2 separate regions of the Homo sapiens genome follow, and region 1 is linked to region 2. Evidence: read pairs that join two places in POLR2A ChIA-PET (ENCODE). Cell type or tissue: CD4-positive, alpha-beta T cell. All regions are shown on one strand.

The links. Peaks named below come from ENCODE experiments on the same cell type or tissue, not always from the same donor. Only the 100,000 strongest peaks of a DNase experiment are listed, where the experiment ranks them.
Region 1: POLR2A ChIA-PET joins it to region 2 with 13 read pairs; 11 of 35 experiments call an interaction of 5 or more read pairs at or near these places.

What each region holds. Positions count from the first base shown.
Region 1 is chrX:110,186,148-110,191,147 of GRCh38, forward strand. No RefSeq gene overlaps it. Among named protein-coding and RNA genes, the nearest start is that of SNORD96B, 36 kb to the right of the region's middle. In CD4-positive, alpha-beta T cell, no CTCF peak of the experiment used is centred here; no DNase peak of the experiment used is centred here; H3K27ac peaks cover 1,201 bases.
Region 2 is chrX:110,315,662-110,320,661 of GRCh38, forward strand. It overlaps AMMECR1 (AMMECR nuclear protein 1), which reads right to left and starts at 2,424. Exons shown (of 6, transcript NM_015365.3): 1 at 1,938-2,424. The coding sequence starts at 2,410. It overlaps LOC105373312 (a long non-coding RNA gene), which reads left to right and starts at 2,591. Exons shown (of 4, transcript XR_938504.3): 1 at 2,591-2,787. RefSeq lists silencers at 1-84, 1,937-2,092, 2,137-2,196, 2,390-2,724, 2,457-2,606 and an enhancer at 2,287-2,416. In CD4-positive, alpha-beta T cell, no CTCF peak of the experiment used is centred here; DNase peaks (open chromatin) are centred at 2,480 and 2,970; H3K4me3 peaks cover 3,385 bases; H3K27ac peaks cover 1,615 bases.

The sequences.
Region 1 (5,000 bases), 130 kb before region 2:
AATCTCCTTTATAATAGCATCCAAAATAACAAAATACCTAGTAATAAATTTAACCAAGGAGGTAAATGACTTGTACATTGAAAACTAGAAAATATTGCTGGAAGAAATTTTAAAATGTCTAAATAAATGGAAAGGCATCCTGCTTTCATGTATTAGAAAAAATATCCAAATGGCAATAGTCTCCAAAGCCATCTACAGTTTCAGTGCAATCCCTATCAAAATTCCAATGGCCTTTTTTTTTTTTGCAACAATGGAAAAGCCAATCTTCAAAATCATAAGGAAACTCAAGGGGCCTTGGACAGCCAAAACAGTATTGAAAAAGAAAAACAAAGTAGGATTACACTTCCTGATCTCAAAACTCACTGCAAAGCTACAGTAATCAAAACAGTGTGGTACTGGCATAAAGGTGGACATATAGAGCAATGGAATAAGATTGAGAAATAAACGCAGACCTCTATGGTCAACTGATTTTCAACAAGGATTCCAAGAACATTCAATGGGGGAAAGAATAGTATTAACAAATAGTGTTGAGACAATTGGATAACCACATGCAAAAGAATGAAGTTGGACTGCTACCTCACTACACATACAAAATAGCTCAAAGTAAGTCAAAGACCTAAATATAAGGAATAAAACTATACAACTAATAGAAGAAAACATAGAAGTAAATCTTCATGATCTCAGATTTGGCAGTGGATTCTTAGATTTGACACCAAAAACATTAGCAACAATAGAAAAAAATAGATAAATTGGACTTCATAAACATGAAAAACTTTTGTCCGTCAAAGGATATTATCAAGAATATGAAAGACAAACTACATACAGAGTGAGAGAAAATATTTGCAAATCATATATCTGATAATGGTTTAATATCCTGAATATATGAAGAACTCTTACAACTCAACAATAAAAAGTGAAACAGTCGGCCAGGCGTGGTGGCTCACACCTGTAATCCCAGCACTTTGGGAGGCCTAGGCGGGCGGATCATGAGGTCAAGAGATCAAGACCATCCTGGCCAACATGGTGAGAAACCCTGTCTCTACTAAAAATACAAAAATTAGTTGGGCATGGTGGCATGCGCCTGTAGTGCCAGCTACTCGGGAGGCTGAGGCCGGAGAATTGCTCAAACCCGGGAGATGATGGTGGTTGCAGTGAGACGAGATCATGCCACTGCACTCCAGCCTGGAGACAGAGTGAGACTCCGTTTCAAAAAATAATAATAAAAGTCAAACAGTCTGATTAAAAACTGGGCAAAGTACTAGAATAGACATTTTTCCAAAGAAAATATACAAATAGCCAATAAGCACATGAAAAAGTGTTCAATATCAATGATCTTTAAGGAAATACAAATCAAAATCATAATGAGATGCCACTTCACATCCACTAAGATGGCTTTAATCAAAAAAAGAAAAGTAATGATGGTGAGGATGAGAAATAGGAACCCATATACCTTGCTACTGGGAACATAAAATGGTACAGCCACTTTGGAAAATGGTTTGGCAGTTCCTCAAAAAGTTAAAGGTAGGCTGGGTGCGGTGGCTCATGCCTGTAATCTCAGCACTTTGGGAGGCTGAGGCAGGTGGATCACTTGAGGCCAGGAGTTCAAGACCAGCCTGACCAACATGGTAAAACCTCATTTCTACTAAAAATACAAAATTAGCTGGGCGTGGTGGTGGGTGCCTGTAATCCCAGCTACTCAGGAGGCTGAGGCAGGAGAATCACTTGAACCCAGGAAGCGGAGGTTGCAGTGAGCCGAGATCGTGCCATTGCACTCCAGCCTGGGCAACAAGAGTGAAACTCCGTCTCAAATAAGTAAATAAATAAATAAAAAGTTAAGGATAGAATAACCACATGACTCAGTAATTCTCCACTCCTAAGCATATATCCAAGTGAAATGAAAACATATGTTCACACAGAAATTTGTACACAAATGTTTATATAGCATTGGTCCTAAGAGCCAAAAGGTGGAAGCAATCCAAATATCCATTATGATGGATAAACAAACTGTGTTACATGATACAATGAAATATTATTCAGCCATAAAAAGGAACAAAGTACTAAAACTTGGTACAACTTGGATAAACCTTGAAAACATACTCAATGAAAGAAGCCACAAAAGATCACATATTATATGAGTCCATTAATATGATACATCCAGAATGGGTAAATTCAGAGAGATGGAAGGAAGATTAGAGGTTACTTAGGGGTTGGGGGTGGGACTTGGCGAGTGACTTCTCTTAATGGGTGTGGGGTGTTTTTATGGAGTGATGAAAAAGTTTTAAAGCTAGAGAGAGCCAGGGGTTGCACAACATTGTGAATTCACTAACTACCGAAGTGTGCATTTTAAAATGGTTAATTGTATGTTATATGAATTTTCCTATAAAAATGTCCAAAAAATGGAGGGAGGTTGAAAATAAAGGTGTTTCTTTTTCACTTTCAAGTGCTTTGTGCACCCTGCTTGCAGGGCCCACTGTGTAACATTCCCTAGAGCAAAGGATGTTACCTGCACTTTCCCAGCCTACTGCTGACTATTTATTAGCAATGTCTATTTGACCTTCTCCAAGGCTGCAGGGCCAGTTAGACCCATCTACCCAACAGGAACAATCCCATCCTATTTGGATCCAACAACTGGATTAACCCCATGTTTCCCTTTTAAGCCCCATCATTCATGAGTACCACAGACCACAAGATATGCTAGGCCAGATAAACAAGAACCAATTCACCAAGGAGCATGACTTCATGTACACAGGTCACTATGGCTACCCACATCTGCCCCGACCACAATTCTGGGAAAGAGACCATTGCTGAGGCATATGCCAGCAGGGTGGCAATGTCTTCATGCAGAGTTCCTGAAATTCATTTGGATGTCTGAAGTAGAGAAAGCTTAGGGAAATGTTTGCATTACTCACACCAGCACTGTCCCTCAAAATGATGGGGGTTTCCCACTCTGTCCAGTCCAAGACACCCTTTCCATTCTGCTAGGATATGTGGGAGTGGGGAATATGATTGTTCCATCCAGCCGTTTGGCCAGCCCCCATCTCCTATGCTGATACACAGAAACCCACTTATACATGTTGACCCATATGGTAACCTTGGGTCATTCCAAAATACCATTTAGATGGAAAGTGACTATAGCAGCTCTTAGTTTCAATATCTGCCTGATGTTTGGAAACTCTCAGCAGCTTCCTGTCAGTTAAAATGTGATTTAAACATTCTATTGTATACAAGTTGCGCTTCCTGCTTTACAAGAGCCCACATTTAATACTGCCTTCCTGTCCTTTATGCATAGCTAGTGATTCTGAAAGTTACTCCGATTTTCCTTTCCATGTAGTTTACTCTTACTATTCTTTCCTTCTGCCTCATGAATGGATTTTTTTCTCTGTGGGGTAATTTTTCAACCAGTAAACATACTATAAACTGTCTTCTCCTCTTCAGGCCTCAAGATAGCCTCTTAGAGTCCTAGCCTCTCTCTGTCTCTTCTTATCGCCTCATCATAGGAAGGGCCCAATGCCTCTGAGAGGGCAGCTTCACAGTAAAGAACACAACTCGCAGCCACCCAATGCCATTCTGTGTGTCCAAACCTATTTCTTATACAAGCACATCACTTCTCTTCCAGCCACCTTGCATATTCCTGCTAAGGAGCAAGAGAGCCACATTATGGGAACAGAAAGTCTCCTCCACTCAAGAAATTATGATCATGTCCAGTATGGGGTGGCTTCTGGTGCTGACATATTGGAGTGCAAAGAAATATAATTTCTCAACAGGGGCAGTTACAACTATGTTCTAATGCCACTGAGGTGGAAGCTATTTAGTGAAACCCTATAAAACCCTAATGTTACCTGGGCCCCAGTCTGAAGGACTTTACCCAACTAGACCAAACTCATATGCTCCTTACAACTCTTAGCCCAGAGTGGACTGTTTGTTAATTTATCTTACAAAATTATACTATATTCATTCTGTAACCAAGCAAGGTGCCATGCCTCTGGAGGGACAGGCACTCAATAAATATTGATGGATCATGTTGAGCCTGACATTTGGGAGGAAAAGGCCAAAAAAAAAAAAAAAAGCTGTCATTTCATCAAATGATGGCTTCCCAAAAGCTCTCAAAATAACTGGGCATGTTGAGGCTCCAGCAGTGGTTTTGATTGTCCTGTGGGATCCTGGGGTTCTGTCGGAACAGCCCCAAGTTTCCATAAACTTTTTTTTTTTTTTTTTTTGAGATGATGGAGTCTTGCTCTGTTGCCCAGGCTGGAGTGTAGTAGCGCAATCTCGGCTCACTGCAACCTCTGCCTCCTGGGTTCAAGCGATTCTCCTGCCTTGGCCTCCTGAGTCGCTGGGATTATAGGCGTGCGCCACCATGCCTGACTAATTTTTGTATTTTTAGTAGAGACAGGGTTTCGCCATGTTGGCCACGTTGGTCTCGAACTCCAGACCTCGGGTGATTTGCCTGCCTGGGCCTCCCAAAGTGCTGGGATTATAGGCGTGAGCCACTGTGCCCGGCCCTCTATGAACATTTAATTCAAAAAATACGTGTGTGTTGAAATACATAATATTTTGAAACTGTGATAATAAAAACAGAAACAAAAAACACTTAACAACACCTGGTAAGTTAGTTATATACAGAATGGCAACTGAAGACCACCAGTGGGTTAGCAGAAGCCATCAGGTTACTTACTTGTCTTCAAACCTCAGGAGTTTTATGCTTCTCCTGCCCGAACTTCTTGTAAGCTTCAGATAGCTGTGGACTGTGCTGGGTTTTTACACTTTAGACCTATATGTACACACTTTCATAAAATTAATCTGATCTCCGTGCAAATCAGGACCTTCTTGTTGTTGTAGAGCTAAAACATAGAAATAGACCGCTGAGACTATTCATTCAACCCAGTTGCAACATTTTATAGTTATCAAAACAACCTCGTTCTCCTTAATAAGTAGCTTGTATACATTTGTGCTTAATAGCGATGAAATAGTTCTTTCAATCTGATTTTTAACATAACGAG
Region 2 (5,000 bases):
TGTGTGAAAATAGCACCTCCTGAAAGTGTGTTCTCATATGCTTTGGAGCAATGGAGCGTGAATACTAAAGCAGCCTTTGCCAAACTCATGTTAACAGCTCAAGAACTAAACAGGAGTGAATTTTTGCAGTCCCATGACTTTGCAGAGCCAACCTAAGTATCATCCCAGGACTAGCTTTAATACATCACAGACATCCAAGAGAAGGCATAAAAGTCACAAATAAGTGACTCAAGCTAATAAATATTTCATAGATTTATTTTACATGGCAGTCTTTTCAAAATGAATTTTACTTCTTAACCAAAAAAATGAATTGGCTAAATAAAAGTGTGGACTTAGGATTTAAGCTTCTAGAATTAACACTATGAAATTTATAAAGATATTTATTTGACGAAGTGTTCTCCTGGATGCTCTTTCATGCACTTCTCATAAACCAATGCCCAAAGATTAACCAAGTCTAAAAGAAAATGCACAGACCACAGAAGAGTCATACAAAATTAAAGACATTTAAAGAATGAAAGCCAAAGAAAACAAACAGTACAAATGCACAATTTCCAGGACACTTTATTGTAATTTCCACTTTACATATTAATTTAATATTTTAGTCTAGGCAGAAATGTTTATACTTATACAACAGTAGTCCAATCCTCTAATCTCACAAAATGAAAAGGAGCAGTTTTAAAAGAACATCAATTCAGGTATTTATGATATGGGGGACAAGGGGCACTTGTCTTAGCTGGAAAAGGGGCTGATGCCTTTCAGTACGAGTTTCACTGAAATTTTTTCTGTATTATTTTTCTTGTTGATGCTAAGTACTCAAATAAAAGCAATTGCACTTTTTCTCATTCTGCCCTCTCTTGGTCTTTACATTCTGTCTAGCATTTAACGCAAAAAGTCAGTTTACATTCAGTTTACACATTAAAAAAAAAAAACCATATGCCCCACCTCCCACACATCCAAATGGACAGGGATTAGAATTAACCTGGCTTTTAGCTGTAACAGTGCTATTTTAAAATTTTTCAACCACACACTTGAAGGGTAAAATAATTTAAGATACAAAACCAAAGGAAACCATAACAATTCCTACACATTTACTATTTAACTGTTCTCAAATCATCAAGTATAACATGGATTTCTTAAAAAGTGAAATCGACACAAAAGCGAATGCACGCTTAATGTACAAACTGACCGTGGCTCTGTGGGGACAGTTCTCTTTGAATGAGCTATTATCCAGACGGTGGAATGGAAAAAAAAAAAAAAAAGGTCGCACTCTTCAAATGTGAGGAAGCCGGCAGTGCGCTCGCTACACGAGAAACACATTTTAATGGGTGTATTTGGATAAAAATAAGTAGTAAGGGAAAAATGTGTTTTAAGAAACCTCCCCCCTTCCCAGGGCACAAGAAAACCCAGAGGAGAAGATGGGTAACCTCACAAGCTCCAGAGCTAAGTTCCATCACTAACAGAAGTTGGATAGTTGCTATTTTTCATCCTGCAATGGGATAGTAGTTCTCCATGTGCAAGATACGCGGGGCGGGAATACTGGCGGGGCTTTCACTTGGGGTAATGGAAACCAAAGTGAGGAGAGGTCAACACCTTGAGTAACCCAGATCTCCAAAACCGGGGCAGGGTGAGGGGTGGTGGGGGTGGTGAAGGAGACAAGTAAAGGAGTCAAAACTCCTCGAAGTCATCGCAAAGAGAAAGCTAACACCTCTAGGAGCCACGGGGCCATTCCTTGCAGCAGCACCCTGCTCCAAGTGTGGGGTGCCTGCCTCGGAGGGCAAAAAGCGCAGGGTGCCCTTAGTTCAGTTGAGTAGCTCCGGGGACCCGGGCAGCGAGAGGGCAGGGGCATCCGCCGGCCGGGAGGCGGACTCGCACTTTGCCTCAACTCTGAGCCCCATCCCGAGCGCAAGGGAGAGGGCGGCGGAGGGCACGGTACTCACTAGGGCTCGTTGGTGAATCGGGGGGTCCGGGGCTGCTGGTATCCATACAGGTGACAGTAGAGCACATCGAAGCAAAAGCAGCACATCTCTGCTGACACCACCATCTTCCGGGAGCCCGGCGATGAGGACGAGGCGGCGGACGATGAGGAGGGTGAGGAAGAGGTGGCGGCGGCCGGGGTAGAAAGTAGGGTCCCCACTCCGCAGCTCGGAGGTGGCGACAGGGCGATCCCCCCGCCGCCGCCGCCGCAGCCCTGGGGGGGAGAGAGGGTACAGCCGCTGCCGCTACCTCCTCCGGTTAGACCTCCCAGCCCGTTGAGCCGCGTACCGGCGCCTCCTAGTCCCAGCTCCCCAGCTCGGCACTGGCTCTCTCCGCTGCAGTGGGAGGAGGAGGAGGCGCCACCACCGCCACCCGAGCCAGAGGGGGGCGAACTGGACAGTTTCTGCTTCTTCACCCCGCAGCAACCCGCCGCCATCTTGGAACAGTCTCCCCCACGCAGCGTTTCCGACCCATAAGTGAGGCGAGCTGGCGGCGGGGGCGAGCACGCTGCGGCTCAGGCCGCCGGGGGCGCGCCAGAGGCTGGCGGGGCGCGCGCGCGCCGCTCCCGGCCCCGTCTGCCTAGCCACGCGGCTGCCCCGCGCGCGCCCCCGCCTCGGTGCGCGCTCCTCGCTTTCGCGGCTGGGCGCCTCGCGCCTGTCCCGCCCGACTCGTGCCTCTTCTGAGCCGCAGCCCCAGCCCCAGCCCCAATCTCAATCTCTCCGGCCGGCAGAGGTTGGAAGACAGGAAGCCGATTAGAAAGGAAGGTGAAGGAAACAAGAGTCAGACAGCGGAAAGTGGGAGCAAAGGGAGAAGGTGGGCACGCCCGGGAAGGAAGGAGGGAAAGGGAAACTAGTGGGGGTAGGGGGGAAGAAAGGAGAAAGTCCGAAGTAAGCATCCAGGTCCCAAAGCACAGCTCAGTAACCCCCCGCCGCAAGCAGTATTAATGACACTTAAGCCCAGTTACGTGGAACCTGAGCCACCCGGCCTCAAATACACGGGTTTCTGAACTGTTGGAGTGTGAGCGAGCAGGTGCCCAGAGCTCCATACCTGAGACCGCCCCTGTAAAGTGTGTACAAAGCAATCCAGGAAATGGCCACGCTGCTGTCTTTTTAATTCCAGCCTAAGCACACACCAGGGTACTCTTTCCTTTCCTTATGGAGAAATATTCAAGTCCGACTGAATCTATGTATCTTGTACTTGTTCCCCCAACTTACCCTCCTTGCCCCGTTTAAACATTTAAAAGCCAAAAATAAAGTCCTAACTAATACTTCACTGGTTCAAAGATACTAATTGTGCTTTGGGACTTGCAGTGGTGGACTTTTCTGGTTTTGGTTTTTATTTCTTGGCTTGGGTACAAAGCAATTAGGAATATTATCTGTAGTGCTCAGATCTTAGAGATAAATAGGGAAGGTAATGTACTTAGTCACAAATTGAAAGATTTTGTTCAAGTATATAATTAGCTCTTAATATTCATTTTTAAAATTTCTCAATTAAATGCTTGGATGGATGAGGAGACATATGAGTCAGTCCCTTTCTGGGTGCCTAAGTGCAGCTTAATAATAAAAATAATGACAATAATCAAATGTTAAAATTCGTAGAAATGAACGTGATAGAAATAGAAAGCGTAAGTTATTTGCATTGTATCTACACCATGCTAAAACATCTAGATAAAGTCAGGTATCTGCATATTTAAAAACTGCAGATTGATTTTTGTCACCTTTTTTCTACATGCGTGGGATCTTGCAGATAGCTGGGGGCTGTTCATTCCACTCAGGGAATAAAAACAAAACAATTTATTCATTCAGTAATATTGAGCCTCTGCACCATACTATGTGCACAACACTATACTTCTGTTGAAATCCAGGGCGTACTCAGGAAGTATGCCTCCCGCTCTAAAAGAGTTTATGAATTAAGTCAGATACATGCACATAATCAGATAAATAGCTATTATAGTATGTATTGAACACTTTTTAGGTCTCCAATACCATACCTCGTCCTACCCCATAATCCTTCAGAATAAGATACTATCTCGTTTTATCTTCACAACAATGCTCTGAGGTTACTCATTAACAGATGAGGCTATTAAACCTCAGAAGTAATTTGCCCAACATCACACACCTAGAAAGTAACAGAGCTAGGATTGGAATGCTGGCATGTCTGATTCCAAAAACCATGCCATTATACTACATTGCCTCTCACTAACAATATATGATAACAAGGCTAAGGATGGACAAAAGATAGTGACATTACACTCCAGCAGGTGGAACCGAGGTTAAACAGAAATAAGAACTTAGTTTTTATGGAAAGATTGAGAGACACTGAAATATGTTACCAAGGAAAGATGAAAAATCTCCTTCCAAAAAGATTTTATGAGATAGATAGATGAAAATCTGGAATGGTTAGATGCAGCCTAAAGACAAAAGGGATAGTTTAATTGGTCGGTGATATGTAATTTCATCCTCTCAAACTTCATCACTGTTAGAATTAACCTTAAGTATGAAACAAATAACAATTCTTTGTCAATTACTAGTGGAGTAAAAAAATGCATTAATATTTTGTCTATGTTACAGAAGAGAAAGCAGATTGGTTTTTTTAAAAAGCACCACAACAACTGGTATGTTAGGGTGTTTTGTACGTTAGGGTGTTTTGTTTTGTACTTTGTCCTTAACTACCACAGGCTACCTTTTAATTTTTTTGAAACTAGACTGAACATAATATCAGACAATAGGTATCGATTTACTCCCCACCCCACTAAAGTGATCATTTCTAGAGTAAAAAACCAGAGCCATTTAATGACATCACAAAACAGTTTAGCACAGGAAGCAAAGTAGGATACCATGGATGGCTGCTTCTGCTAGGGGAATTTAGGAAAGCAGAATGTAATCTCCCAATTTAGAATTTGGCCAGTAGACAAGAGTCTAACGCCCCTACTCTTGTGAAAAATAGCAAGGAATCTTTAATAAGCACCAGTAGTCATGTCCTTAGTTCTGCATTTCATCTAAAAGACAAAGCACTATCATGGCTAT